Linked DNA regions of Mus musculus: region 1 is linked to region 2. A link is a loop called in an ENCODE intact Hi-C map of the cell type or tissue named here. Cell type or tissue: gastrocnemius. All regions are shown on one strand. Links, peaks and the distances in the headings refer to the core of each region. The heading gives the core; the rest is flanking DNA. Region 1 overlaps Ahctf1 (AT hook containing transcription factor 1). Region 2 overlaps Tfb2m (transcription factor B2, mitochondrial).

Region 1 (15,987 bases), core at 4,849-9,848, 220 kb after region 2:
TTACAACTCAAACAGAAAGCTCCTCTCAAAAATCTACCAGACACACAGTGTACTTTACAGTAGTTTATTTAACCTCCCAATGATAAGTCATATTTACATTGATATAAACGCATCAAGTCGTATAAAACGCCTGCACTACAAGAACTGCACTCCATGTGGAGTTACTCATTTACTGCTTACAAAATTGTACAATTTATATAAAGTATTTCCATCCAAATTGGTGACTTTAATAATCCACACAAATACTGTTGACTTTTACAAACAGGTGCGTGTTAAAATCTTGGGCTAAAAATTACAGCATTTTCCTGCGTAAAATTTGCTTTGGAAAAGAAGATGGCTTCTTTCTGCCCCTTCCAAGAGTTTTTCCTGCTATTTCTGCAGTTTTTCTTGGCTTGCCGGTCTTTATTTCATCCACTGGACTCGCCAAGGGAGAAACCAGCTTAATTTCTACAGGAGGAGGTGACCAAGAACTTCCTTTTCCTGTGTTTCTGAAAGAAAGATACAGTCAAGTAGGAATGGGCACAAAGTGCTGTCTGGTCAAGTGCTTCTCTCGCAGAGACCTGGAGAGTGGACTTGCAGGCAGGGTTAAGGCCTCACCACCCACCGCGTCCCCATGTGTGCCGGGGGGCATACTCAGCCACAGATATGTCTAAAATTCTGCAGTTACAAGGATGGCCCACGTACCTATAGTCAGCTCATGGGATGAGAGCCAGCAGACCCACGAATTTATAAACAGTAGCAAGTGGCATGAACATATACAAAGGCAGTGTACATGTGAGCGGTGCCAACTGTGTCGCGTTGAAGGAATTTGTACTTTCATTTGTCAGCCAAGCCTAAGCACAGCCTGAGAGTCCTGCTACACAAAGGCATCTCACATGGACATATTTACCACACATGCAGTAATACTGCTAAGTAGTGAGACAGCTGTGGGACTTAAATTAATGAAGAGGTAGACTATCTTCTCTTCCAACCACGCCAAGTGGACAATAAACTGTATGTCTTCACTCTGTGGCGAATGTTAACTTCAAGTGCTGAACTCCACAATGTCAAGGCTAGGCTTGTGTGAGAAGTGGTCTCACCCTTTCTAGCACCCTCTTGGCTCCAGGGGATGAACGGAAGATGGGGCTAGTGCTGCTTACCTGCTTGCTCTTGTCTTCACAGTCCTGCTTCTTTTTGGTTTTTGTTCTATGATCTCTAATGGTTTAGGGTCACTCTCCTATGGGTTAGAAATTTAAAAATATAAATTGCTTAAGCAATTAAGAGTTTGATTTTCTAGACAGGGCTTCTCTATTTCTGTCTCTCTGTAGCCCTGGAACTCATTTTGTAGACCAGATTGACCTCAAACTCAGAGATCCACCTCCTCCTGCTTCCTGAGTTCCAGGATTAGAGGCACGCACCACTACCACCTGGCTGTAATCAAACATTTAAAGTACTGATTAAAAAAGTACCCTGCTCAGACAAGGAGTCAAGCATTGCTAACCCTCCTAGGTCCTACACAGAGCCCTCTGGCTCTCTGACAGAAACTTGATGGTCTAGACTAGAATGGTTCTCTCTCCTCAGCCCACACTGGCTGGACCTTGTTTTGTCAGCATTCACTCTACACTTCTACCAGCCACCCTCCTAACATGTCTTCAGCTCTGAGGCCAGGTTCTCTCTATCTTATAGGCATTGGGTCACCAAAGGTGGCTTTCTTCCTTCCTAGAATGCTTTCCACAGAAACTACTCAAAGCCTACACCATGTTTCACTTGAATCCCTGCAGCTGTCCCCTCCATCCCTATATTGACAGAGGCACTTGGGCAGAGACGACTGTACTCAGCATACTAATTGTCCCTTCAACTAAACACCCAGATAATTTTAAGGGCCATGTTTGTTACTATTGGTTTGTTTGTTTGTTTTTGAGATGGTCTTACTATGCATCCCTGGCTGGCTGAGGACTAAGCACATAGAAGAGGCTGGAACTGAACTCAAGGGAGCCTATCTCTGCCTTGAGTTCTGGGATTCAGGGTGAATGTCACCATGCCTGGCAAGCACTTTAATTTTAAACCTTGACTCCTAACTGTAGCTACAACATTGCTGCTGCCCTGTCTTAAAGACCGCAAACACAGGGTTGGGCCTTTGATATAAATGTAAGTTACCTTGCTTAAAATATTTATTATTTTTATTTCCTGTGTCTGAGTATTTTGAGGGCGTGTGTACCACATGCAAGTCTGGCACCCCAGGAGGCTACAAGAGAAGGCTGGATACCCAGAAACTGGAGCTACAGGTTTTGAGCTGGGAACTGAACCTGAGTCTTCTACCAGAACAGCTAGTACAGTTAACTGTGAGCCCACCTGCATCTTTAAATAATTTTTTTCAACAAATTTACTTAGGGAAAAAAAATCGCTTAAACATCCTTTTAATCTCAGCTCTCAGAAGCCTGAGGCAAGATTATGACTTCTAGACAATTCTGGGGTATACAGTCTACACACAAACAAATAACTCAATAATCACAGAGATGTTTTCATGCCTTCCTTACCAGTTCACCTAGAAGCTTGGAAGTATTGGATATACTTTTCTGCCTGGTTCTCAAGGCAGGAGGGGAAACAACAAACTGAGAAGATAAATCTGACACCAATTCTTTCAGCTGGGCTGCGGCCTCCATGTTCTCAGCTAAAGACAAGCAGGAAACAAACAAAACATCGACCTGTAACTATGTCTGGTTTACAAAACAAAAGGCAATCAATATACAGCAGCAAAAATCCTGGAAGAAACGGTATGCATTAGAAAGACAAAAACATCCAAAGACAATACAGCATATACATTTATTATCCACGTCAGGAGACAGAAGTGATGGCAAAACACCCCCTTCTTATTTAAGGAAGTCCACTGTCCATGAATAGTTAAGGCATCAAAGTAAATGCTATCACATCATAACAATGGGCCTCCAGGCAGCACAAAGCTACTGAATATTAGTTTGACCCTCAGCTCCTCTCAGGAGCTGAATGAATCCCATGTGGCCTGCGAGTCTCCATTTCTAGATGAGGTTTTCATTACACTGTGAATTTTATTTGCAAGAGCAATTTTACTTGCAAAGAAGAGACTCCAACTTTAAAACCTCATCCTAAGGCTGGGTGGTGGTGGCAGGCAGAGCTCTGTGAGTTCAAGGTCTACAGATGGAGCTCCAGGACAGTCAGGGCTATTAAAAGAGAAACACCAAACACCAAAAATCAAAACAAAACCCTTTCTAGCTACCTCATTATGAGCTACTCATTCTAATGGGGAAGGGATGGATAGGTGGGAAAGTTTATCAAAGTTAAAGCTGAAAAATAGTAGGAGGTTATAGATAACACAGATGACTAGTTAACCACTCCCTAATTAACTATACAAAGTAAAAGTAAAAAAAAAAGAAGTGCAAGAAATGGAGGGAGCAGCTAAGAGGAGAGGGGTGAAAGGGTAGGGAGGAGAGCTGAATATGATCACTGCTATGTACATACATAAAAACCTGAAACAAGATCTATACAATGCTACATGCAAATGAAGACATTTTAAAAATAACTAAAGTGCCAGGGTGGGGGTCCCCACCAGCTCAGAGTTAAGGGGGTCAGGGAAGGATCCTGGGGGGGGGGCAATGAGAGGGTTGCAAAGTAAGCCATAGAAAAGAAATGCGGCATGCAGACTCTCCTTTAAACAGCACTACCATAGCAGTGGCAATGACATAAGCAGTGCAGAGATTACACTCGGGACTCTGAACTCACTACCCCTGCCTCAGCTAATTAAAAAGTAAGATACAGATGAAAATTATCTCAGTAAAGATCAGAACAATCCGATGCATATAGCAAGTGCTTTACAAACAAGTTTTGTATGATATGCACATCACTGACACGCAAAGAGAGACAGACACGCAAATAGACAGATGACCAATGTCAGACGTCTAATCTTACTAGTATGACTTTTGCTGGGCCATGAAGGCCCAAACCTATTTGTTCCATCAGGAGGTAGGGGTAAGAAAATGATAAGTTGGGGGCTCAGTTGGCCTGATTCTCTCTCAAATAAAACAATACAAAACACCACCACTACTCACAAAAAAAAACCCCAAAAAACCAAAACCCAAAACAAACAAACAAACAAAAACCACCACCACCACCACCACCACCAAAAAACCAGCAAAAACAAACTCCAACCCCAAACTTGTCTGAGCCTTTGTGTGTGCTCTTTTGTGTGTAGATGCAGGAGTCTGTCTATGGAGGTCAGAGGACAGCCTTCGGGGTTGGTCCCCAGGTGTCTTCCAACTTTTGGTTGATACAGATCTTACACTGGAATTTTACACAGGCCAGGCTACTTGGCTCACAAGCATTCCGCCTCTCCCTTCCATCATGCCAGTTTTTTACATGGATCTTGGGGATTCAATCTCAGGTCATCAAGGTTGAGAGTCAAGTGCTTTACTGACTGAGTCACCTCCCTAGCCCATAAAAGCCCTGGCTCTTCCCAAGAGAAGAGCATTAGCAGCACGAGACACCCTCCCCACCAGCTGATGAGAGGCAGACCTTACACTGCAGGCCTCTGGTGGCAAGGCTCCCTTCCTACTGTTAACAATGCAAGTCTATATTCACAACTCTCTAGGCTACCTGGAGCAACATCCATCATCTTTGGCTTTCCCAGAGCACCTTAGTCTCCAGTTAAGCTTCCACATGTACTTTTAAGACTAAGATGAAATTAGCTGGTGGTGGTGGTACATGCCTATAATCCCAGCACTTGGGAGGCAGAGGCAGGCGAATCTCGGTTAGTTTGAGGCCAGCCTGGTCTATAGAGGTAGTTCTAGGGCAGTCAAAGTTACAAAGTGAAACCCTGTCACAAAAAAAACAAAAAGGAATTTAAGAATTTAGTATCCTGTTTAAAATGTTTGGCCTAGTCGTGGTTTCTTTAACACACCTCTTTTAGGGCAGACACAAAGTTTTATTATCTGTAAGATGATGCCTCATCTCTCTGCAAACTTCAGAAAAACATTTCAATGAACAGTATTATGAGGATTAAAAAGTTAAAAATGACAAGACAAATCCAGGGCTGGAACACAGCTCTCTGGGGAGAAGGAGAGGTAGCTCTAGTAGCTACTTTTTGTGGTCAAATGACTCCACTGTGGTCAACTTCAAAACGAGACCCCAACTCTCAAATATCTCTTGTACCTCCAGCTACCTAATAAAAGGTGCCTACTCTAACACAGGAATCCTTAAACCATGAGAATATCCCACAGGAAGATGCTCAAGCACCAGAGGAATATTAGTGACATGAAATGTCACATGTGACCAAATTTATCATCTCATATATGCTTAGAGCTTTGAAGACTATGAATATCTGGGAACAGGAAATGTGGAGAAGACTATGGGTAAAGTGCCTGCTGTGTAGGCATGAGGAGGTCCCTGCAGTAATGTAAAATGCTGGACAACATCGAAAGTGCCTACATTCTCAGTGCTGGGAGGCAAAAATAGAGCAGAAGTGGAGGGTCTGCTGACCAGCCAATTCAGCCAAATGCTTAGTTCCAGATTCACTTTGGCTTCCACAGAGGCTAATGAGCCTGCTCTAACATATACATCTACCATGAGTTTCTGAAAATGATCATTAAGGAAGTACGTTCATAGACTGTAGCATGTGGTTTAATACAGAGTCTTGCCACATAGCCCAAGGTGGCCTTGCTGCCTCAATACTGGGAATACAGGGGTACACCGTGCTTGGCTTATTCCATTTATTCTTTAATAAGACCATCCATGGATTAAAGCATATTATCTAATTTTCTGTAATAGATGTATTTTTTTTAACAGAAAAACAGCTATATAGAAAATTACGTTAACACGACAAAGAGGAACTAAGGTGTTTGTTACATTATTCCAAACAAGAATGCTGTTTCTTAAACTTCAAGCACTGTTTGGCTCAGAAGACTTTTTTTTTTAAAATACAGCAAAAAGTTATATTTAAAGGGAAACAAAATGAAGTTACTTAGATATAAAGACAGAGAGGAAAGAGAACAAGATAGACCTGTGTCAAATGGACTGTGGGACACAAAGCCATAGAGCATCTGGGTAATCGTCAATTTGAACATCAACCTGGAAACAAACCTTTTTGTCAATTTTATCTGGTGGTTTGGGTTTTTTGGGAGTAGGTGTTCTGTCTTAATCACAATTTTTCTTTAAGGAAATTAACTAAATAATTAACTAAAACAACAACAACAACAACAACAAAACCCTCAAAATTTTAGGCTCTGTATTCTAAGAAAGATAAAAATGAATAAAACTAAATACCTTTTGATTTTTTCTTTGGAACCTTCACTGAAGGAGGAGGAAATAAAGGCTCAGTTTTGGGTTCAGAAATGTCCGTCAACAACATGGTCCTTCTAGACCTAGTCCTTGTGCCCTGGGCAGATGGCGTGAGAGCAGCGGCGGCAAGCAGTCCGTCCCTTCGGTCAGCGGACTCTGTGTGGGCTGCTCCACCCGCCAGGTCTGAGACTGCCGCTGATGGATCTTTTGAGCTTTCCTCTGCAGACTTCTTTGTAGGTCTCCTCTTAGATGTCACCACTAGAGCAGCTTCCTTATTTGGCACTAAAACTGATTTTTCTAAAGTACTCACATTTCTAGCTGGGGTGTTCCGTGTAGATCTCCGGACAACCGGAACATCTTTCTTCTGAGGACTTGTCTGTTCCTTACCAGTTGTGCCACCATCAGCTTCTAAGGGAACTACCTTCCTGGGTCTACCACGTTTCCTAGGGGTGGCAGGTACATCGAGTCCTGTCTGAAGAGGCAACTGGGATGAGTCAAGCTTTGGCTCTTCTGTCACACTTGACACACTAACTTCTCTCTCTCTGACCCTCTTTCGTTTTAGAGGCAGTTGCTGGTCACTGTGTTCATCTTGTTTATACTCCATATTCTGAGTATCTTCTAAATTGGCATTCCTCAGCTCTGTGACAGTCCCGTCATGACTTGCTGCCTCACTCCCTTTGAGATCATCTAGAATTTCTGTACTTTGCCCATTTTCTACAGACTTCTTAAGTCTTCTAGGGGTTCCCTTTCTAACAGATGAAAGCCTGACTTTTGTTCTAGAAGGAGTTTCTTCAGCTGCTGGCTCGGGTGGCTGCGTTCTCAGCCTCAGTCTTCCCGGCGTACCCTGAGGTTCCGGCTCCGGCTCCACAGCACCAGAACTTGGCAGTGTGCCTTGGCTAACGTCCTTCTTCTTTCCTCTCCTAGGAGCGGGAGGACTCTGAGCTGTCAGTTGGTTCTCAGGTGCTACTTTTAGGTCAGAACAGGTCCTTTCAGAAGACTCAGGAGTTTCTTTAATTTTTCTAGTTCTCTTCTTAGGAGTGGCAACTGCTGAAGGCTCTTGTTCTGATGTGACATTCAGGCTTAGGGCATGCTGCCTTCTTGTGAGAGTTCTAGAAGAAACCATGTCATCATTCTGGCTGGTATTTACAGTCTCTGCATGTGGTTCCTTAACAGTCTTCGGTGTAGAGTTTGTCAGCCTGGACGAATGTGCAGCCTTTGAGACTATCACTGCTCCGTCCTCATCACCAGCCTCACCTGCTGCCACGGGAGTTGCTTCCTTACTTCTGGTGTCTTTAATTACATCCAACAGATTTTCTGCAATTGCCACTTTAACCGGTTCAGGCACATACGGTAAAGTCTCTACCTTGTGGGATTCTTGGTCAGCAGTCACAGCAGATGGCAAATCTGTAACGCGCTCCTGATTATGGGGTTCCCTGTGGCACACAGGTTTTTCCTTGGTCGCTTTCGGTAACATATTAGGTGCTGCAGAGTCGCTTGCCTCAGCTTCTCCTTCTTCACCTTCTAAAATCAGGGTAAAGTTGCTCTGGGCCACAAAAAGTTCCCCGTCTACTTCAGCAGCATCACATTCAGCAGAGTCTTTGTCATCAGGCAAGTCACAAAACTGCTGCTCAATAGTACTGAGATTATACTCAAGTTTCTCTGCCCCTAAGGGATACAACTCATCAAATGAAAGATTCTTGGCCTCCTCTTCTGAATTTTGAACTTCAAGATTTTCACATCCAATTAGCTAAAATGAGTTAAAGGTAAAGAAACTAGTTAATGAATTATAAAGTTCATTTTGATCTAAAGCACACAGAATTTTAACGACATCTTACTCTTTGTGTGTCCATTTTAAAATACAAACTACACTTGACTTATGTCATGAAACATCCATTTAAGAAATGAAACCTCAATCAAAATAACTACACATATTATGGATGGAATTAAACTAGAAATCCCACATTTTCTTAGCTAAAAAGACAGCATTAACAAAATCTTGAAAATCATTATGCTAACAATTCTAAGAAAATTAAAGACTTATTCTTTTACCAAGAAAAAAACTTAGAGAAAAGGAAATAACCCCAAACAATAATCCCCAAATTACCTAACTATCCACACTTTCTAAACAGCATGATCCCCGTAAGGTTGAAGAACAATTCACCTACATAAGCTCCCTTGGGCTAGACTCAATCTTCTTCCCTTTGCTGGGGCTGCATAAACCATGAAATTCCTAAGGCTTTCAAGTTCAGTACCTCTCTTGCAAGGGTTTGGTGGAAGAAGGAATGGTCCTTGCATTTACCTTTTGGTAAGGGAAGGGGAGAAAAAGGAGGAGGTAGAGAGTAACAGAGAGATCTCCTGACCAAGAAGGTAGACATTATCACCCACCTAGACAAAGACATTTTCCCACTCCCCAAATAGTGAACTGGCAGACTGGACCCAACCTAGAAGTGAGGAGTCCCATTACCTACTCCCATGGATTTGTTGCCTCCAAACTTTAGAAATAGGAAATTTAGTGCCATTTATTTCAGGGGGAGAATCTTAAAAAGATGAATGTGGATGAATTTATGAATTAATAAACTCCCCAAATTCCATACAATTTGATTTTTATGAGTTAGAAGAGTTATTAAGAGTTATTCCTAACTCCATTTACTCAAATTTCCCTTACTCGTGAAAGGGATTTGATAAGACTGTAGAAAAGCAGAAAGTCCTATGAAGTACTAAAAGAATTCTTTTTCTAGTGTCTCTCTCCCACAGATATGCAGGGAGATCCTGTTTACTATATTCACTTATTACAAATGATGTCTAAATGTCTCAAGCAGTTAATACGTCTCAAGTAGTTAAAAAACAAAACAAAAATCCCTTCCATTTTAAAGCAAATGAGCAACAACAAAACTGCTAATATTAATTAATATTATGTTAATTGTGCCTTAATATAATCTTTTGATTTTACATAAAAACTAATCTCTTAAAGTTTGTGTTATTTTATATGCCACAAAACATTTATACTTATTTTTTGAGATCTTAAAAATGTTGTTGTCAAATGAGCAGATTAAGTTTAAATGAGCAACTTTAAAGCCCAACTATACTAAAATTTAGAAAGCATTAAAAAAGTAATATTTTTACATGAATCTCGTGAGTATCAGAAGGAGCAGCAGAAATTCGAGGGCTTTCTTCTGGTAAACCAACGTTCTCCTTTGGTACATGAGCTTCTATTTCATCTTCTTTTAAGTTTAATGTTAGTTTTTGGCCGAGGCTGCGTTCAGAGGTAACCGGGCACTTGGAGCTGGTGGACCCAGAGCTTTCAACATCTGCAACCGTGTTGGCCACAGCTGGAAAACCAGACAGACAAACAAACAAAACCAGAGTAACTTCTTAAACATTCCAGACAAAAAGCTAGATTCATATAACTCAAAAAGCAAAGACTTACCTAGACTTAAAGAGTTTTATCTTAATAAACTACCAGAAAGTTTGTAATATCTCAAGGAGGAAGGCCTCTCTGTGACTCTTACTCTGTATGCGTTCAACAATGTGTACATTTCCCACAAAGGCAAACATGGAAGAAAAACTTCATACTTGAACCACTTGGCTTCTCCAAATTGGATACAATTCTTGCCATTATTGTCAAAGTTTACCATAATGGTAACTACTCTAAGGGGACTCCAGACTCCTAAAAAACTAGCCACCTTCATTAGCAGAACTCTACAAGAGATCTGCAACCTCGACTTTGCAGTTGTCTATAAAATGGATGGGCGTTTTTCTTTTGGTAGCAATCATCCAAATAGATACAGATGTTTTCTCAGATATGTCATAATTTTATAGCCCAATTAAAAAGGAAATCCCTTTCATGTCTCTTGTCTAAGTTTTATGTCAATATGAGGCTTGGCATTTGTGAATGATGCAAAACATGATAACCTCAAGAGGGAAAAAAGATGTCTATGTTTAGTTTGATTAAATACCCCTATACTTTTTAATGGGCTCATACTCTTAGTCTGTAAATATTAATTCAGTGAGAGATGATTTTCACCCGTGTTTGCCACCATAACCCACTGTCCCCTCTCAATACACAAAGCACATTACCTGACAAAAATATTGTGATCAAATGTTTACCAAAAAGTAGTACAGCATAGAACATACTTATTCAATGACAGGCTATAACACTAAGGGACAGAATGTCTTGTCCTGTGTTACTGCTACATAAAAGTATTAAATAAGTTTTTTTAAATTAAATGTACTGATGATGTCATGATAGTTACAATAGCAGATAGCATTAGCACTAGAGTAGCTGCCAAGCCCTACTACACACATTTTACAGGAAGATAGTGTGTATCAGACAAAACATACCCAGGAACAACATACAATAAAGTGCAGACCTGACTCACAAAACCACAGCAGTCCCATTCAGACCTGTGCAGCTTGTAGTCACCTACTATCTTCTCTTCCCAAAGCACAGCACAGACCCAAGAAGACAATGTAAATTGGTAACAACAGAGCCAAAAATGAGTAACTTGGGTTTTACTTTACATGTTGAGAATCTTCCCTAGATTATTTTACAAAAAATATACATTCCATTTCATTTTCTTATTGTTGTTCCTATTTGTTTTTGAGACAGTCTCTATATGTGGTAGTCCTGGCTATACTAGAGTTGTCATGTAGATCAGATCTGTCTGTCTTTAGATTTATTTATTTTATGTATATGAGTACACTGTCTTCAGACATACCAGAAGAGGGCATCAGGTTCTATGACAGATGGTTGTGAGCAACCCTGTGGTTGCTGGGAACTGAATCCAGGAGCTCTGGGAGAGCAGTCAGCTCTCTTAACAATGAGCATGAGCCATCTCTGCAGCTCCTGTGTATCAGTCTCAATCTTGAGATCAAATGCACCAGCCTGCCCCAGATGTCACTCACACTGTGACAGGGCATAAAGTTTAATAGTGGTGGTACAGGCTCTAGATCTAGAAAATGCCATCAAAGTACAGTGCTAAGATTAAGTGAGCTAATATATAAGAAATGTATTTGGAGTAGACATTCCATGTCTTTTCCTTCTATCTAACTGTGAACCCGCAGAATAAAAATACCATTCTCATATTTGTATAAAACAAAGTGGTTATATTAAAAACTTGATTTATGTAATGTACTTATTGATTTCCTTGAATAAACTGCTATGAACAGGTAATTTATTTGCTCTTTCATGTTCCAAAAGAAAGTATGTTCATAAAACTCACCAAGGTCCCTGTTCTTAGAAGTTTCTTTGTTCTCACTCTTGATCCTCTTTCTGTCTTGCTCCTGCTCCGTCCCCTCTCCCTTCCCCTGCCCTTCCCCACTCTCTCCAACATGCTCATGGCCAGCTTCTACTTCTCTACTCTCTTTCTCTGCCTCTACTACCCTCTTAACTCCCCTTCCCATGCCCTGAATAAACTCTGTACAAAAAACAAAAACAAACAAACAAACAAAAAACCAAAAAAACCCCAAAAGAGTTAGTTTCTTTTGATAGTTAATATCCTTAAAATGCTTTTACTCCATGGAAGCTGGCCAGAGAAGAATTGAGAAAAGAAAAATCTAATAATAATACTCTTTTAAATTACTGATCCAAAGCCCTAAATGATACATACACTCTTTGTGGTCTGCTGTAAGTATGGAGGTTCGGCTCTCAATAGGCACGATTCCATCCAGAACTGACGTCTTGGAGTTTGAAGTGGAGGTTTCCCTTGAGAAACAGAAATGCACACTTTAGTGAATGAGACTTCACCTGTCCCACCTTCTTCTTACTTGCTACTTTGTTATAAAAACTAGAATTCAGAACCCACTATCAAAGAACATTTTAAATTTTATAAAATTTACTCTTGTAAAATTTATAAAATAAACACTGCTGCATTTTTTTCTCCTACTTTCCTTTAGTTAGTTTACTCTTCTGTAAAAAAAAAAAAAAAATGCTGTTGTGGCCTTAAAAGTACAAGTAAAATGATGTTTAAGTGCCTTTAAGTATATAAATTACATGTCAGGCATTTTACAACTACGTCTTTGTTTTTCAGGCAAGTCTGTCAAGTGTCCAGTATTTCCTACGACTTGGTAGGCTCAGCACCAGCACTTTAGTACTAACTAGAAATATTAAGATAAATGACTCAGAATAAACAATGGTAAGCTGTAGAATACTCCGGCAGTTATCCATCACTTGGGCTTTTCTCCAAGTTCCAACTAAAGTATAGGACAAACACTATACTCCCAAGAAAGCAGTCTCTGAAACATTTGCAGAGATTTCTATGTGTGTGGAGATTATCTAGATAACAGTATCTATAGTACTGATGACTAATACCCAACAACTAAATCTTCACAACTTGCCCAATAACCAGCTTGTCCAGGTGCTGACAGAGGGAGGCAGAAGCAGGCAGATCTCTGAATCTGAGAACAGCCTGGCCTTCAGAATGAGATCCAGGTCAGCCAGGCTACACAGAGGAAACAAACAACAAATGAAAAAAGAAACTAGCTTTCCAAATATTGACATTCATCTAGATTTTCATTGAAACTAACTTTTCTAATATGAATAATCACTTGCTTCTTGATTGTTGCAAATGTCCATCAAACCTACGAAACATTTTTTATTAAAATGAAAAATTACAAAATAAGGAACAACAACAACAACAAAACTCCAGGAAAATCCTTTATTTTTCCTACTATTTTTGTTGAAGTACTGGAAGATTCCAGTTATTACATTTTTTATCCTCAGCAAAAAATATTTGACTGAGTTGACAAAGATGATCATCCAAGTTTTGTGGGTAGGTTTTAATATCAGACCCACTGCTCACTCATAAGGTAATGAGCTATTCTGTGCCTTACAAATTAAAAGTCTATGTGGGTTAGTTTTATTAAATGATCATAGAGCCTCAAAGCATTAAAGTTATCACTGTTTATCTTCCACACAGTGTTAATCAAAGTGTTGAATGAAAGGTGCTGGATGGCTCCAGTGATCATACTGATTGATTAGGACAACTGGCTCTATAACTGAAGCAGTGTGCTAGTGTATACTTCAAGGTAACCTTACACTTGAGTATAATTAGGAACTAGAACCAATCTGCTAGCCTGGGGGTTCTCTTCACTGCTGGAGAGTATCTCCCTATAATAACCAAGATTGACCTGAAACTCACATTCCTCTCTCAGCCTCTGTGAGTCACCATACCTAAACTAGACCGTGTTTCAGACAGCAAGCACTGATGGACATCACCTTTGCTTTGCGGGTACTTCTTATGCATATTTTTGAATGACTATCAAAATCATGTTTGGGTCTTTTGTTTTTTGATACAGAGGTCTATGAATTCTATATTATTTTTTGAGACAGTCTCTCATTAAACCTGGAGCTCAGTGAGTGGCTAGTCTGATGGACCAACAAGGCATACACTATCATTTTATCATTTTAGATAAATGATTAGGTCCTGAACTCAGTGTCCTGACACTGGAGTTTACAGACAGCTGTGAAGCATCTCATATATATGGATGGTAGGAATAGAACCAGGGAACTTTGAAAGAACAACAAGCACTTGGAAATGGTGGCCTCTCCCAAACCAACTTATTTTAAATATGTGTGTGTATGTGATCTGAGGAGGCCAGAGGCATCAGATAGATCCCCTGGAGCTGGCATTATTGGCAGTTTTGAGATGCCCAATGTAGGTTCTTAGAATTGAATTTGGATCCTCTGGAAGAGCAGTACACACTGTTCTTATTCACTTTTCTTTCCTTTGAGGAAGGGTTTCTCCGTGAAACAGAGCCCTAGCTGTCCTAAGCTAACTCTGCAGACCAAGCTGGCCCTGAAATCGTAGAGATCTGCCTGCCTCTGCTTCCTGAGTGCTAGGATTAAGGTGTGTATTACCATTCCTAGCCTCAGCAGTACATTCTTAACCAACAAGCTGTGTGTGTCTCCAACCTTCTCCTCTGCTCCAGAGCTTACCCTTCACAGACTGACGACACAGCAAAAGAAGCTTCAGCTCTTTCAACAGGGTCTAAGCGACTCAGTTCTGAAAATGCTTCCACTGCAGCATCTCCCGTGCCTGTAAGCCACACAGATAAGGCCATGGTCAGTGTCTTTACAGAAATGGCTGGTCCTACTTCTTTTGTTCTCGTTTTAATTCCTTGGCATCAGGCTGTTAGCACTTCCTTCTAACTATCTGGGCCTAGCTCAAGGGCCCCTCTTAACTCGCACTTCTCCCTTTTGGCGGGTCTAACAGGACTCCCTAAATTAACTCAATTCTCAACATCCACGGAGGTAGGTGAAAAAACCCATAGCATTAATTTCACGCTTAGCTCAGAAGAACACAAATCATGTTAAGAGGTTGAGATTTCAAACTGAATCTACTTCACTCTATGGTTTATGGTGGTAACCCCCTCCAAGATTTCTATTGTCTCAACAGCTTAATATTGCAGAAATGGCTAATAAAGATACCACTATCTACATCCTTATTACTAGCGACTATCTAAGTATTTTAGTGGAATACAGCACTTAAAAAAAGGAAGTAGGCCTGGGCAAGTCTGCACTGCATGCAGTTCCGGGACAGCCAGTACTACCTAAGAGAAACCCTGTCTTGGAAAACAAAAAATAAACAACCCTGCCCAAAATTCTAGACACAATTTTTTTTAATTTATGAGAACCCTAAAGTTCTTAGAACAATTCATATTAACGTCTATATTTGTTAAAGACACTACAATCTAAACAGACTCACTTACCTGTTACAAATTCTTCATTCAGTCTAGCCCATAAACACCAAAGAGAATCTACTTATGATACATTGTTGAGGGGAAGGGGTGGTGGGATAGCAAAGTCTCAAATGTCCCAGAATAGTTTTTGCTATGCAGCTGAGGAGGACTTTGGACTTGGCTCTTGGGCTCAAGTGCTGGGATTACAGTTCTACACTATGTGCTTAAATTGGTGCTGGGGATTGGACCTAGGGCTTTGATACATGTTAGGTAAACCACGTAAGCTACATCCACCCCCAGTCAGATGAGATTTTTATTGTATGCATTTAGTTTTACAGACCTAAGGAAATACCTTACATAAACTCGCTCAATAAAATTTTAATAACATGGGCTGGTGAGATGGTTTGGTGGATAAGAGCACTGACTACTCTTTCAAAGGTACCGAGTTCAAATCCCACAACCACCCATAATGATATCTGATGTCCTCTTCTGATGCGTCTGAAGACAGTTACAGTGTACTTATGTATAATAGTAAATCTTTAGGCCGGAGCGAGCAGGGACTGTGCAAGCAGGGCCAACCAGACAAAGAGGAGTTGACCGGAGCGAGCAGAGGTCCTAAATTCAATTCTCAACAACCAGATGAAGACAAACAACTACCTATACAGCTACAGTGTGTACTCATATACATAAAATAAATACATCTTTAAAAAATCTACAGAGAAACCCTGTCTTGAAAAACAACAAAAACAAAAACAAACAAACAAACAAAATCTAATAATGCAAAGTAGGCAATTGGTTCATCGATTCTAAACCAAGTGTTCCTTTCTGATGTTCCCTTGGCCCCGTATCCAGAACAGCTACGTGTCTGTCAATACAGCCCACCACACTCTATAGGATGCACAGCAAGTACTCTATCCGTGCATTACTGCTGACAGGCAACAGTCAGCAAGGACTGTGGGGGGCAGAAGGTGATTTTCTACTAGCACACATAAAATACTTAGACAATCCCCATCATTGAAAAAT
Region 2 (15,103 bases), core at 10,104-15,103:
AGCCCAGCATCTGCAGTTTTGGATCACACCTTCTGTATATCTATCTATATGCCTATATTTTTTTATAAACCGTTTTAGAGTTATGTTTGTTGAACCCTTTGAAATAATGTTGCAGTCAGGTCTTGAACTCAGAAACCCTTTATTCTCTTCCTCCTGAGTTCTTGGATTATGGATATACAAGCAAAGGATTATGGGTATACAATGAACAAGCAAAGGAGTAGGCACAAGACTGCCTAGGAGGGTCAGCATGATCAACCAGTTCTGATGCTCAGACTCAGCTATATGAGACCTATATCAGACCACACAAAGCTTTTTAAAGACAGCGTCTATTGTGTATCTCTGGCTGTCCTGGAACTCTCTGTGTAGATCAGGCTGGCCTTGAACTCATAGACATCCTGCCTCTGCCTTTCCTGTATACACGTCTGTGTGCCTTCTGGGAACCCCAGCAAACACACAAGTGGAAGACTAGCCTCAGTAACAGAGAAATCCTGCTTAAAACATCTTTTTCTATGAGTGATTTCTTACTTCAATCCAAATATTTTGTTGGTTTGTGACCATGCCTCACAATTTCGCCCTGGCTGACCTGAAAAATCTCTGTGTAAAGCAGGCTGGCTTGGAATTCGGAGATCTGCCTGCCTCTACCTCTCTGCCCCACCCACCAACCCTGTCCCTAATCCTGCCCCTTGCCCCACCCCTGCCTCTCTGCCTCTGCCCCTGCCCCTTCCTGTAACTTTAATTTTTTTTTGTTTTGTTTTGTTTTTTTTTTTTTTTTTTTTCGAGACAGGGTTTCTCTGTGTAGCCCTGGCTGTCCTGGAACTCACTTTGTAGACTAGGCTGGCCTTGAACTCAGAAATCCACCTGCCTCAGCCTCCCGAGTGCTGGGATTAAAGGCGTGCGTCACTACTGCCTGTAATTTTTTTTTAAAGTCTATATTTAATGATGTTTTTAAAATGTTTTAACCTCTCTTGAAGCCCACCACCTACTTGAGGTAATGGGAAAGAAAGGATACAGCGGAAGTGAGCCAGTTTAGATTTTTTTTTCTTTTTTTAGTAAATCTTATTTATGTTGTCAGGAAATCAGTAGGTTAGTTTATAGGCATCAGTATCGACAGCTCAATCATAAGCACTTTATGGATATATTAGTAGTCTAGTTAGGTAGAGTCAGGACGGTAAATATGAATCAGCAGCAATGGCACTATCTAGTAGAGGCAGTCAGGCCTCAGCCTACTCAAGAGTCAGTAGGAGGGACCCAGACTGACGTCAGCAAAGCGTTCCTTCAGGAGTCTACCTTAGCCTTTCATCTGTGTCCACTTCAGGAAAACACTCCTTCACAGGTTTCTGCCAGCAAAACACCATCCAACACAACTGACTTTCAAAAGAACCCTTAAGTTTCCACTTCCTGCCCCTGCCCCTGCCCCTGCACCTGCCTCCATCAAAGGCATGTGCCATCACACCCAGAAATATTCTTTTTTTTTTTTAACAGATCTTGCCTGAGTTTATTTGTAAGAACAGCATAGGACACTGGTCATCTGCAAATAGTGTGTGGGGAGGTGTGTCACAGCAGTCCGTCTGTCTTCACACTGGCAGGAGCCTTTTCTATGGGGCCTTCACAGGGGCCTGGGCACCTTTGGGGGCCTGAGCACCTTTGGGAGCCTGGGCTGGAGCTGAAGCCTGGGCCTTAGCTGGCGCTTTGGCCCCTGCCTTGGTTTGGACCTTAGGCTTCGGTTGGCAGAGCCTCTGACCCTTGGCCATGTAGCTTCGAATCCGCTTCCCAAGCTTAGGGTGAGCGATGAAAGCCAGCCGCTTGAGTTTGGGGCCTTTTGGCATCTTGGGCTTGATGGCCTGAAGCTTCACCAGGACCTTGATGGCCTCTGCGCGCGCACTCACTGCCTTTGCATTGTTGGCCTGCATCTTCTTCAGGCCTTTCTTGTTGTGCTTCTTGGCAAAACGCATGTTTCTCAGGAACTTGGGGTCAACCCCCTTAAGAGATTCGTATCTTTGCGACCGGGGTTCCTTGATGCCATTTCTGTGCCATTTGCGGGACTGGTTGTGTGTGGTGTGGTTCTTGGACTTGGCCATGTCTGCACGGTATCCCGCGGCTCCCGCAGCACCTGAGACCGGAAGAGAAAACCAGAAATATTCTTATAAGAGTAATTATTAACTTTACTATTGAGTTTATTGAGTTAGTGTGTGTCTGTGATACATGTCCATGAGTGTGAGTGAATGTGTGCCTCCCTGTGGGCGTAGACGTTAGAAGACAGTGCTGTGGAAAGGTTCTCTCTCCACCTTTTTTTTAAAGATTTATTTATTTATTATATGTAAGTACACTGTAGCTGTTTTCAGACACCCCAGAAGAAGGCATCAGATGTCATTATGGATGGTTGTGAGCCATCATGTGGTTGCTGGGATTTGAATTCAGGACCTTCAGAAGAGCAGTCAGTGCTCTTAACCGCGAGCCATCTCTCCAATCCCTCTCCACTTTTATGTGACTTGCAGAGCAAGCCTTTCACCCCCTAAACTATCTCACCAGCCTTTCCCCGTCTCACTTAAGTGTGTACCCACTGTTTTGTCACAACTTGCATTGTTTCATTGTGTTGTGCTTGGTGCTGGAAATAGAGCCGGGACTTTGTGTGTCCTGAGCTCAATTTGTGATGAGGCATTCACTACAAATTCTTTAAAGTTACTCTGTGAGAGCTCTCTCTCTCTCACTCAATCTCTCTCTCTCTCTCTCTCTCTCTCTCTCTCTCTCTCTCTCTCTCTCTCTCTGTGTGTGTGTGTGTGTGTGTGTGTGTGTGTGTGTGTGTCTGGCTGTCTGGCTGTCTGGCTGTCTGGCTGTCTGGCTGTCTGGCTTCAGACTCACAGAGATCAACCTGCCTCTGCCTTCTGAGGCCTGGGATTAAAAGTGTGAGCCACCACCACCTGGGCAACTTCTTTAAACACAATGTTGAAAGGGAGACCCTATCATCTCACCTTTAAAATCATCTACATGTCTGCGCCCTAGATTGGAGAGGAAAGCATCCCCCATGATACTTCAACAACATGGCTGTGTAAACAAGACCCGATGGAGTCCTGGCAGGGTCCAGCAGACATGACAACATGGTTTATCTCACATCCACTTTTTCATGCTCAACGTGAATTCTCTTCACATTGCAACATTCACTTTCACACTCGAACCTGTAGTCACTATTTTGGAGCCTTTTTATGCTGTGGGTTGAGCTCAGAGCCTTGTGCATGCTGGGCACAGCTGCTCTACACTGATTGACATGTCCAGCCCACGGATTCTTTTACTTACAACAGTCTCATGACACCAGAGAAATAAAGGGAGGACTCGAGTGTTCATAGCACAGCGGTTTATTCACAATTGCAAAAAGTAGGAATAACCAAGTTTGTGGTACCTGGGTACATGTGGTGCATGAGTGTGCAAGAATATTCTTCTGCCATTAAAGGGAATGACATTCTGAGCTGGTAAGATGAAGTGTTAGCGGCCATTTCTGACCACCTTGGTTGGTACATGTAATTTTGAGAGAGACAGAGAGAGACATGGGGGAGAGAGAACTGACTTGGCCAGTTGGTCCTATGGACCCCACACAGTCTCTTTTTCACTCAAAAATGAATAAATAAATATAATGCAAAATGTAAGTGATGAAATTCTTTTGTTTTGTTTTGTTTTGTTTTTGTCTTTTTCGAGACAGGGTTTCTCTGTATAGCCCTGGCTGTACTAGAACTCACTTTGTAGACCAGGCTGGCCTCGAACTCAGAAATCCACCTGCCTCTGCCTCTGCCTCCCGAGTGCTGGGATTAAAGGCGTGCACCACCACGCCCGGCTAAATGATGAAATTCTAACACATGAAACACGTAGGGTGAGTTACATCAGATGCAAAAGGACGAACATGAAGGACCAGGCCAGACAAATAGCACATAGGGAGGGAAATCAGTAAGTGGGAATAGAGTTTCCATCTGGAAAAATGACAATGTTAGGGAAATACACGGTGGTAGCAGAAGTACAATGATGATTAGAACACTAAATATTTCCCTGGAAAGATGGCTCAGAAGGTCAAGGCACTTGCCACCAAGCATGATGATCTGTGGGTTCAACCCATTGAGTACAAGAAAAGAGTCCAGTCTACTCTTAGAGCTTGACCTTTGACACCAGGTACATGTGTCCATGCAGGCACGCATGCGTACACACAAATTAAATAGACACATAAATGTAGTTTCTAAAGTTCATTTTTAATTATATTTTAATTTTCTTTATTATTTTGTACACATGTGTATTATACATGTTGTTTCCTTCCACTCCGGAATCCTGGGATGGAATTCAGATTGTGTGATTTGGTTTTTTTTTTAAGATTTATTTATTTATTATATATAAGTACACTGTAACTGTCTTCAGACACACCAGAAGAGGGGATCAGATCTTGTTACAGATGGTTGTGAGCCACTATGTGGTTGCTGGGATTTGAACTCTGGACCTTCGGAAGAGCAGTCGGGTGCTCTTACCCACTGAGCCATCTCACCGGCCCCAGACTGTGTGATTTGTAAGGCAAGCCCCTTTACCAGATGAACCATGCTGTTGACCGAAAAATATTAAACATTTGAGAGCTGGGGAGATGTCTCAGATGATAAAATGCTTGCCAAGTAAGCGTGAAGACTTGAGTTCAGATTCCCAATACCCAACCAAAAAGAGCCAGGCACAGTTACACAGGCCAATGTTGGGGAGGAAGAAGCTGGTAGATCCCCACCCCCCCACCCCCAAATAAGATGGGGAAATATTGAGGCAGATACCCACATTGATCTCTTACCCACATTGATCTCTAGCCTGCACACAAACACACACTCAAGTATACATATCTATGTGCACATGTGTGCACAAACACATAAGATATGTAGGTAAAAATATGCAAAAATTAATGCTTCCTTGCCCATCTCCGTCATTCTCACTTGCTCGCTTTTAACGACCTGGTGGGAATCACTGGAGCATGGGATGATTAAACCTCAGTTCCCATAAACCCTAATTGTAAGGTGAATACACTATTTTATTAGCAAGAGGTAAATTAAACAGTGGCTATAAATGTTTGCTATAACCTCGGTCAGCAGTCTGAGTAATAAACTGAGCAAACAGTTAGCCAAGAATTGCTGAACTGTTTCAAAAACTCTCTGAGATGCCTTACCAATGATGTAGTATATATTCACTGCACATGGAACTCAAAATTCTCCATCTTCTAATAAATTTAACATCCAGTTTTGTGGCTTGAAGGTCATCAGTCACAGACATCACTTCAGGAGCGTGCGGGTTTCAGCAACTCTTCTCTCTCCCCTTTTTTCCTACTTTTACATTTTTTTAAATTTAATTTACCCTTATCAATGTTATGAGGAATATTTTGCCAATATACATAAATGTGTATGTGCCGTGTGTGCAGAGCCTTCTAAGACACCTATCTTGTTGATATTACACGTATGAGCCAATGCTCATGGCTGCATCATTTATTTTCTTACTGCAAAATTATAAGTAGTCCCCAAGCAAAAGTATTATTGAATGTTCCTGAAGGAGACTCATCCTGGAATGTGAAGGACTTTAGTTCTCTTCTTAGTCTTTCAGCACTTAGTCTTCAATCCTATCTAGAAGAGAACTGTGTGGGCAGCTATTTCGTTTTCCTAGGTAAAACTTTTTTTTTTTTAAAGCTGGACAGTATGGGCTTAGATTTTTTTCAAAAATTATTTTACTTAGGTTCTTTAACGCTTCAACTTCCCTTCTAGTCCACAAAAAGGGTTAATAGGAAACAGAGTTCGTGGATCTGTTTAGAGGTAGTTCTTAGGGGCAATTCCAGTCTTTGTTGCCAGGATATCAGCAGTCCAGTCTAAAACATCAAACATGAATCAACAGCAGCAGTCCAGTCCAGTTGTCAAACACCAAACCTAAATGAGTGGCAGCAGCTCAAACCAGAAGAAACTACAAGGCTCTGCTAAGTCTGCAGGAGTTGGTAGAAGTGGCCAGAAGTAGCCAGAATACCACAAGAAGTTCTCTATGAAGTTGGAACAAAGGAAGATCAGCAAAGACCAGCAAAGTGTTGCAAGGCAAGCCAGTGCAAGAGCATCATTCGCTGTCTGTTGGGTTCTACTCATACTCTTTCCAGACATCATGTTTCCTCTCAAGTGTCTGCCTCAGCAAAACATCCTCTCATAAGACAGCTTCCAAAAAAATATCACATGGCACAATTGAGTGTCCAAAAAAACCAGAGATTTCCACTTCAGGACAGTGGTGGCACAATCCATTAATCCCAAAACTTGGGATGCAGAGGCAAGCCAGCCTGGTCTACACAGTGAGTTGCAGGATAGCCAGGGCTACACAGAGAAATCCTGTCTCGGATAAACAAAACAAAAACAAACAAACCATAAAAATATAGCAAAAAGAATTGATGAAAGGATGGTGTGGTGGTTTGAATAGGTTTGGCCCACAGAGACTCGTGTTTGAATGCTTGGCCCATAGGGAGTGGCATTGTTAGGAGATGTGGTCTCTTTGATGAAAGTGTGGGGGCAGACTTAAGGTTATATATTGTGGTGATTTGAATATTCTTGACCCATTGAAGTGGCACTATTACGAGGTGTGACCTTGTTGGATTAGGTGTGGCCTTATTGGATGGGCTTTGAGAGTCCCTTCTATGCTCAAGTTCCACCTGGTGCAGAAGAAGCCCTCCTGCTGACTGCCTGTGAAAGTCAATCTTAAAACCTTAAAAGGGTTAATGGTATGTGGTGGTTTGAATAAGATGGCCCCCTTAGGCTCATGATTGAATGCTTTGTCATCAGGGAATGGCATTGAGAAGGATTCAGAGGTATGGCCATGTTGGAGGAAGTAGGGCTGGGCTTTAAGGTTTCAAAAGCCTAAGCCAGACCCAGTGGCTTTCTGTCTGCTGCCTGTGGTCATAGATGTAGAACTCTCAGCTACCTCTCCAACACCATGTCTGCCTGCATGCCACCATGCTGAAAATGAACTAAACTAAAACTGTAAGCCAGACCCGATTAAATGCTTTCTCTTAGAAGAGTTGCTGTGGTCATGGTATCTCTACACAACAATAGAACACTAAGAGATGGTGGAATCAGATTTCCCGACGTTTAGAATTGTTGTTTGCTCACAGTCAACTATTGGATGGATCACAGGGCCCCCAATGGAGGAGCTAGAGAAAGTACCCAAGGAGCTAAAGGGATCTGCAACCCTATAGGTAGAACAACATTATGAACTAACCAGTACCCCGGAGCTCTTGTCTCTAGCTGCATACGTATCAAAAGATGGCCTAGTCGGCCATCACTGGAAAGAGAGGCCCACTGGACAGGCAAACTTTATATGCCCCAGTACAGGGGAACGCCAGGGCCAAAAAATGGGAATGGGTGGGTAGGGGAGGTGGGGGTGTGGGAGGCTTTTGGAATAGCATTGGAAATGTAATTGAGGAAAATATGTAATAAAAAAAATTAAAAAAAAAAGAATTGTTGTTTGTCAAGAACTGTTGGTTGCTACATAGACTTCTTGTGTAGACCATGCCTGCCAGGAACTCAAGGAGATCCTCCAGTCTTTGCCCTGCAAGTACTGGATTAGAGCATGCCTTTCAAGGACCACATAATTCTTGATTGATCCCAGTGCTAAGATTCAGGAAACCTCAGTGGTCCAGGAAATAGTAATGGTGTTCATAGATTACTACTATCACAAGGTGTAACTGAGTTAAGCTCAGGCAAGCCTGGTGTTGATCAAACAATTGATCAAGAATATATGGAAAAAACAGATTATAAAAATAGTAGAAATATTAAATGTGGCAGAGATAAAATATATTATATAGGTAAATGGTCACTGACTCTGGGTTGGTCTTGGGGCTTTAATCTGAGCATTAGAAAGGATGAGGCAAGTGGGTCTCCATGAGTTTGAGGTCATCTCAGTTCTAGGCTAGCCAGGACTACTATAGTGAGATCTGACTCAAAATCAAACAAACAAAATACAAAAGTGGAAGTAGTCAGGAATGAAGAGCCAGCACATCCCTGCCTCATGTTAAAGTGTCCCTGTCCTGAATCAGGCTGGGTCCCTGGGTCAGGCTGACAAATATAAAAGAGAACATCCAAGGTTATTAAAAACACTGCGCTCTAGAGAACAGCTAGAGTGCAGAGCATTTCCAAAAGAGGTAACTTGTTCATCATGATATAAAAATGGCAGCAATGGGAACCAGAGGTCAGAAAGTTGTCCATGTACAGAAGAACCCTGTGCCTGGAAATCTATGGAAACTATGGAAATCTATAGAAAATTATGAAAACTCCAGGACTGCCTACTCCAGCAGGGCTTCCCTCCTCATTTATGGGTGTTGTAAGTGCCTGGTCTAATCCTGCTAGCTTGCTTGCTTCCCCAATCAGGATGTTCCACATGCTCAGTTTGAAGATGCTTTTTTTTTGTTTTTTGTTTTTGTTTTTTTGAGATAGGGTTTCTCTGTATAGCCCCTGGCTGTTCTGGAACTCACTCTGTAGACCAGGCTGGCCTTGAACTCAGAAATCCGTCTGCCTCTGCCTCCCAAGTGCTGGGATTAAAGGCGTGCGCCACCACTACTCGGCTTGAAGATGCTTTACACTCTACTACCTGCTCCTTGCTCTTGTACTTAATACATGCTCAATCCATTCAGCCACTCAAAATCAAATGTATAGCTGTGATAGATTGGTTCATGTACAGAAATACTTTTATGTGTGGTATATGTGCATAAGCTTGTGTGTGGTGGACAAATCTTTATTGCTTATTTTTTGATACAAGATCTTTAGAGCCTTTCCAACTGAACCTAGATCTCATGACTTGGTAGATTGTCTTCCCCGTGCGTCCTCCTCCTGTGAGCTCCTCCCCATGAGTCCTCCTCCTATGAGCTCCATGTGTCCTCCTCCAGTACTCCTACCACAGTTGCCCAGCTTTATATGTGTGTTGGGAACTCATCTTATGTCCTCATGATTGTACAGCAAACTCTAAGGAACCACTTTCCTACCTTGCAAGAGGTCTCATGGTTGAGAGGAAATCTTGTTCTCTTGCACCCAACCCCATCAACAACCACACTGGTCTCCAACTCTGGACGGCTCACCCCTCCCACCTCAGACACCCATGCAACTGCAGGTGCACGTCACTGCACTCAGCGCCTCAAGACACTTCAGTTACACAGACAGAATTACTCACTGAGAGCACACTGAAAATAAGTTTGGGGTCAATTTAAAATTTCACTCATGCATATGGAGAACAAAAAAGAAAACACACATATACACACAAACTATATACAAATTCTTTTATTTCTCAAAAAGTTTTAAAACATACTACAATTTAAAATTTAAACAACTGGATTGCATAGTGCCTGATAATCCACTTCAACATAATAAAAGATAAACTGATCACTTTCTAAGTTTATACCGTTGTTTTGCTTGACAGGGTCTTTTCTTAGCCTAAACTGGTCTCAAACTCAATTCTACAGTTGAAAGTGGCATTAAACTGATGGGCCCTCCACCTCACAAGGCCTGGGACTTATGCCACCATGTCTGCCCAAATCAATTTATTTTCTAAGCGTAACAGTATAGAAACTGAGGGAGATGCAAGCAATTGGCAATGGTGAAAAGTGCATATTTAAAGAGGTTTGGCCCAAAGGTTTTTTGTTTTTTTAAAGTAAATTAAATTACAATTGAAAATACTCCATACCTATGGGCCTTTACAGTAAATAGAAATTTTTTAAAAATTTCCTGTGCTAGGGAGTATGGGAAGCCAATAAACGCCATTACAAGATGGTACTGGTTTCAATAAGCTGACGCCCATGAATATGGGTAAACAACCAATGTGCGCATGTGCAGTAGAGTTTTTTTTTTTTTTGCAGAGTCACTGCCTGGCCCAAGGCATGTAAATGAGGTACTGAAAGCATAACCAATCAGGTGTAGACACACCTATCCTAGGCCTATATAAGCAGCACTGGTTTTTTGGGCTCGGGGTCTTTCGCTTTCGCTATCAAGCTCTCCCAATAAACGTGTGCAAAAGAATCCTGTTGTGGCGTCATTCTTGCTGGCGAGTCGGGCGTCTACAAGGGAGCAAAACCAAAACCTTGGACATACTAGGTATGTGTTCTACCATTGATCTACGGCAGAGAGTACTTTAAAACAAAGTAGATTTGATCTGATCAAACTGACAGGTTTTCGTTTTATTTAACTTTGAATAATACTGCAGCCACTGTGTTTTCTGTGTATCAAAGGTATCAACTTGAGAAGAAATTATTTGCTTCATTTGTGCCAAACAAGGGTAGTTTCTCTTCTGTTAAAAGGATATGAACTTCTTGAAATTCAGTGTTCATTTGTCACATGATTTCAAAATAATGGACAAACAGCTCCAGCTCACTCTCGGCTTGCAGACTCTTCCTAGAACTCCATGTCCTCCGGGCAGTAGTCATAGATCCACTTAAAGACGGAGTCTTCCGATTGCTCTATGGTTTCAAAAAGTTTTTTGAAGTCGTGAGGATACATTCTAGCAGCTGTGTCTCCAGGGTTTTTTCTTATCTGCCTCAGGATATTAATAGGATCAACCGTACTCAGTGAACTGCAGAGGAAAACCAAAGAGACACACTTTTACAACTGTCAGCTACAGCTGAGAAAGCTGCCTCCTATGTCCAAGTAAAATGGCTAACACATATAACTGAATTCAGTTGACAGTTTATATATGACATGTGTATTCTCCACTCTGTACAGAGACGACTCTGAACCGACCCTCCTACCTTAATCTCCCAGTACTGGGATACAGGGATGAATGCCTCACTCAGTCTGGATAGGAAATGTGTACATAAGTGTGTTATGGCTATAACCTCAGCACCCAGGAGACCGGGACAGGTACTCTTAAAAATTCACAGCTAGCCTGCAATGAAAATCACCAATTGAAATTCTAACAAGGTATAATTAATTCTCACAAAAATTCTAGTTTACATATTATCATTTTTATTTTGAGATAGGGTCTCACCACATAGCCTTCGCTGGCCTGGAACTTACTATGTAGACTGGGCTAGCCTCAAATTTAGAGATCCCCTTGCCTCTGCATCCTGAGTACAGTGATTAAAGGTGTGTGCCACCACATACATCTAATGGTTTTCTTTTTCTTTCTTTTTGATATTTGCATTTAAATGGCCACTACCCCAAGACCTTGAGATGAAAATTAGGTTTCTAATTGTGGTTTATTGACATTTTAAAACTTTTGTGTGTATATGAAGCTTCTGGGTTTTGAGGCTTTTGGGGGTGGGGGTGGTTGTTTGTTTGTTTTGAGAAAGGGTTTCTATGTAAGCCCAGAACCCCCTCTATAGACCAGGCTGGCCTCAAACTCAGACATCTACCTGCCTCTGCCTCCCAAGTGCTGGGATTAAAGGCGTGCCCCACCAACATGGGTGAGGTTTCTTTTTTTTAAGATAGTTTCACTCTCTGTCCCCGCTGGCCTGGGACTCATGTGACCAGGATCCTGGGTACTGGGATTGCAGGCTGACCCTTCTGTGTAAATACACTGAGCTGGCACACATCTGCACATCCATAACCCCAGTACTTGGGAAGTAAAGGCAGGAGGTTCACAAGTTCAAAGTCAGCCGGGCGTGGTGGCACTCGGGAGGCAGAGGCAGGCGGATTTCTGAGTTCGAGGCCAGCCTGGTCTACAAAGTGAGTTCCAGGACAGCCAGGGATACACAGAGAAACCCTGTCTCGAGAAACAACAACAACAACAAAACAAGTTCAAAGTCATCTCTGGCTGTACAGAAAGTTAAGGCTAGCTTGGGCTACATGAAACCCAATCTCAAAATAAATGTCTCCAGTCAATAGGCATACTAAGGTTCTATGGTATATGATGATTCATTAAAATAACTAACACTTTTCCATCTTTTGACGATACTTTAGGTACTGCTAGTTACAAGGTAAATAGAGACTACATTACATAGGATGGAGAGATGGCTCTGCAGTTAAGAGTCCTTGCTGCTCTTCTTGGGGACCTGAGCTCAGTTCTCAGCGCCTATGTCAAGCAGCTCTTAATCATCTATAACTCGAGCTCCAGGGGATACAACATGCTGTTCTGGCCTCAATGGGCACAGCACACACATGTACACACACATAAGAAAATATAAACTGAGGCTAAAACAACCTTCGAGTATCCTTGATTTTGCTACTTAAAAATGAAAATAAACGAAACTTGGAGTGTGTGGAAAACATAATATGCAACAGGGAGAAAAGGCATTTTTATTTACTGTTTTTCTTGACTTTTATTTTATGGGTAGTTGTGTGTATGCCATGTGTGTGGTACCCACAAAGGCCAGCAAGGCGTGCTAGAGCCCCTGGAACTGGAATTACAGTTGTGAACTGGTTTTCAACCTTCTCTCTGGCCCAGAAGAAGTATTTTTAACAGGTAAATGAAACATGGGCACACCTTACTCCAAATCAAGATGTGAAAAGCCACCTTCTAAAGCAGGAGACAATCTCAGTAAATTCTACTTTTCTACTCATCTTTATTCAATTTCTACTTACCGTAAATGGCGTATTATTGGGGCATTGCGTTTCCCAAAGCAATGCTTTACCAAGTGGAAAAATATATCATAGTTCAAAGGACTTAGGTTTTCTGTAAATAAAGTCCTACGAGGAGTCATTCGAACAAGATATAGGTTTTGTTTCAGTAAATTTACTGATTCCTAGACAGAAAGAAAAATAATTTTTGTCAGTCATAAACTATTACCAGAGTAGAATGCTGATTGCTTATGTCTTCACAATAGTCACTGCATGTCCCACACGTCTCTGGGTCTTCTTGTTGACAGGTTAACACTTTGTAACCTGTTTGTCAGGTGATAGAAGAGGTGATAGCAGGGTCCAGTTCCATTCCTCAGCTGCAGGGCAAACCCAATGCGTGCCTAGTGAGCCACTCACCACTTCCTGGCCTGGAAGTTCAACCTGGACAGCTAACGTTTACTGACTTGACTCGAGTGAAAATCAGAGCTCAAACATAGCCCCATAGCTCATCCATATCCTGAATGGAGCTCCTGCTGGGTAAGGGACTCCACCACCAGTCCCAAGGATACAGAAGTATTTCCGACTAGCTTTTTCTTATTCCTTCTTTGCCTAACCATACATTTATATACTGTGTATGCACACACATATGTATGTACATTCTTATTACTGAAAATTTGTTAATTAAAAATAAAGATAAGATAATCACTCCAGCCTCTAAAGACAATCTTAAGAGAAAATAAACACTTGATTACATGATGAAAAAGAACGGCATCATTTGTTCTTACCCCGTGCTTTGACTTTTCTAAGTGCCCATTTTCCGTATGCACACTAAATGACGACCAAGGTTCCTAGAGGAAGAAAAACAGACACGCTATTTCTTTCTTCCCATAGGTCTGTGTGTGACAAATGTGTACATATGGATGTGTGTGGAGGTTGGAGGCGGTTTTCCTCATCATTCTCTCCACACTATTTTTCACGTCAGTGTCTCTCATGAACCTGGGGCTTGTGGGTTCTGTAGAACTAAGGATCCTCCTGTCTCTGCCTCCCCAGACCTGGGATTAGAGGCAAGGCCCACTGCACTGGACTTTTTACATTGGTGCTGGGAATTGAACTCAGGTCCTCCTGTTTTGCTCTGCAAGTGCTTTTCCCATTGAGCCATCTCCTCAACCCTAAGACGTTGTTTAGTTTATATCTCACAACTGAAGACCAAGGCTCCTCAGTCCTTTCAGTTAATTCTCTTTTGTCAAAATGTCTCAAATTATTATTGCCTTAAAATAATCTACCTATGTAAACCTGGATGTGGTGGTAAACAATCTCTACTCTTGGGAGGTAGAGGCTACAGAGACCCAGTCTACCCACCCTACAAACCAAAAACAAAGAAGTCCCATACCTAGGTGCTAAGGTTTGTAGCTTTGTATTTAAGCACTTGCCTCAAATCCAAAACCCTGCACAGATGAAAGGATAGATCACTTCAATCACATCTGGCAATGCTCAGTAAGTGTTAACTATGGCTGACTATTGAATTTGGAAACATTTTGTAGCTCAGTAAGTGTTAACAATGGCTGACTATTGAATTTGGAAACATTTTGTATAAAAGGTAAAGGGAATGTATCAAGCTAAATACTGTCATACACAGTTTTTTAAAAACACTTTCCTTTTTTTTAATGTTTATTAATTTATTTTATGTATATGAGTACACTGTAGCTGTCTCCAGACACACCAGAAGAGGGCATCAGATCTCATTACAGATGGTTGTGAGCCACCATGTGGTTCCTGGGATTTGAACTCAGGACCTCTGGAAGAGTAGTCGGTGCTCTTAACCACTGAGCCATCTCTCTAGCCCGGTGATACACATTTATAATCATAGCACTCAAGGAAGCTGAGAGGAGAGAATGAAAAGTCTGAGGTTACACAACAAAACCCCTCTCAAAAAACAAAGCATTGCTGGGTGGTGGTGGTGCTCACCTTTGATCCCAGCACACGGGAGGTAGAGGAAGGTGGAACTGTGAATTTAGTTTCCTTAGTTTTATCAATGAGCCAGTCATATTACTTTTATAAGAGAAGTTGGTAAACAAGTGTCAGTGTTAATCTCCTCTCAAGAGCTGGTAATAGCACATGCCTTTAATCCTAGCACTCAGGAGGCAGAGACAGGAGGAATTCAAGGCCATTCTGATCTCCATAAGGAATAAAGAGTTCCAGGCCAGGTAGAGCTACATAGTCACACTCTACTTCAAAGTAAAACAAAATTAAACAGGTTAAAAAATAATGAAATTCATATTTTAAACCTTTAGTGCAGGGTCTGCACTTACCAATCTGAGTAACCCGGTTCTTCTGGCATTAAAATGTCACTCACCATGTGCAGGAACTTAACGTCACAGGCCACTTGCCAAAGAACAGCCATTACTTGATATAAATCCGGTCTTTTAGGAGTCGCTATCAGTTTCTAGTAAAAACAAACAAAATTATGTCACATAGAATCTTAATAAATATCAAATGTTGGATTTAATTGAAACATCTTAATAGCATCTAAAATTTTAAATTAAAAGATGAGAATTGGCCAGGCATGGCCTTTAAACCTAGTTCTCAGGAGGCAGAGGCAGGAG

Evidence for each region. A loop is a pair of places that touch in the nucleus more often than their neighbours do. Peaks named below come from ENCODE experiments on the same cell type or tissue, not always from the same donor. Only the 100,000 strongest peaks of a DNase experiment are listed, where the experiment ranks them.
Region 1: a loop joins it to region 2, with 2.9 times the contacts of the local background. A loop is called at or near these places in 4 of 42 quality-filtered maps.

What each region holds. Positions count from the first base shown.
Region 1 is chr1:179,746,041-179,762,027 of GRCm38, forward strand. It overlaps Ahctf1 (AT hook containing transcription factor 1), which reads right to left. Exons shown (of 36, transcript NM_026375.2): 30 at 14,222-14,321; 31 at 11,895-11,989; 32 at 9,409-9,614; 33 at 6,271-8,032; 34 at 2,517-2,650; 35 at 1,140-1,216; 36 at 1-488. The coding sequence ends at 293. Among named protein-coding and RNA genes, the nearest start is that of Kif28, 8.8 kb to the left of the region's middle. In gastrocnemius, for the core only: no CTCF peak of the experiment used is centred there; a DNase peak (open chromatin) is centred at 7,156.
Region 2 is chr1:179,518,780-179,533,882 of GRCm38, forward strand. It overlaps Tfb2m (transcription factor B2, mitochondrial), which reads right to left. Exons shown (of 8, transcript NM_008249.5): 5 at 14,854-14,943; 6 at 13,286-13,348; 7 at 12,525-12,685; 8 at 9,275-10,575. The coding sequence ends at 10,398. It also overlaps the pseudogene Gm5561. Among named protein-coding and RNA genes, the nearest start is that of Smyd3, 8.3 kb to the left of the region's middle. In gastrocnemius, for the core only: a CTCF peak has its summit at 12,302; no DNase peak of the experiment used is centred there.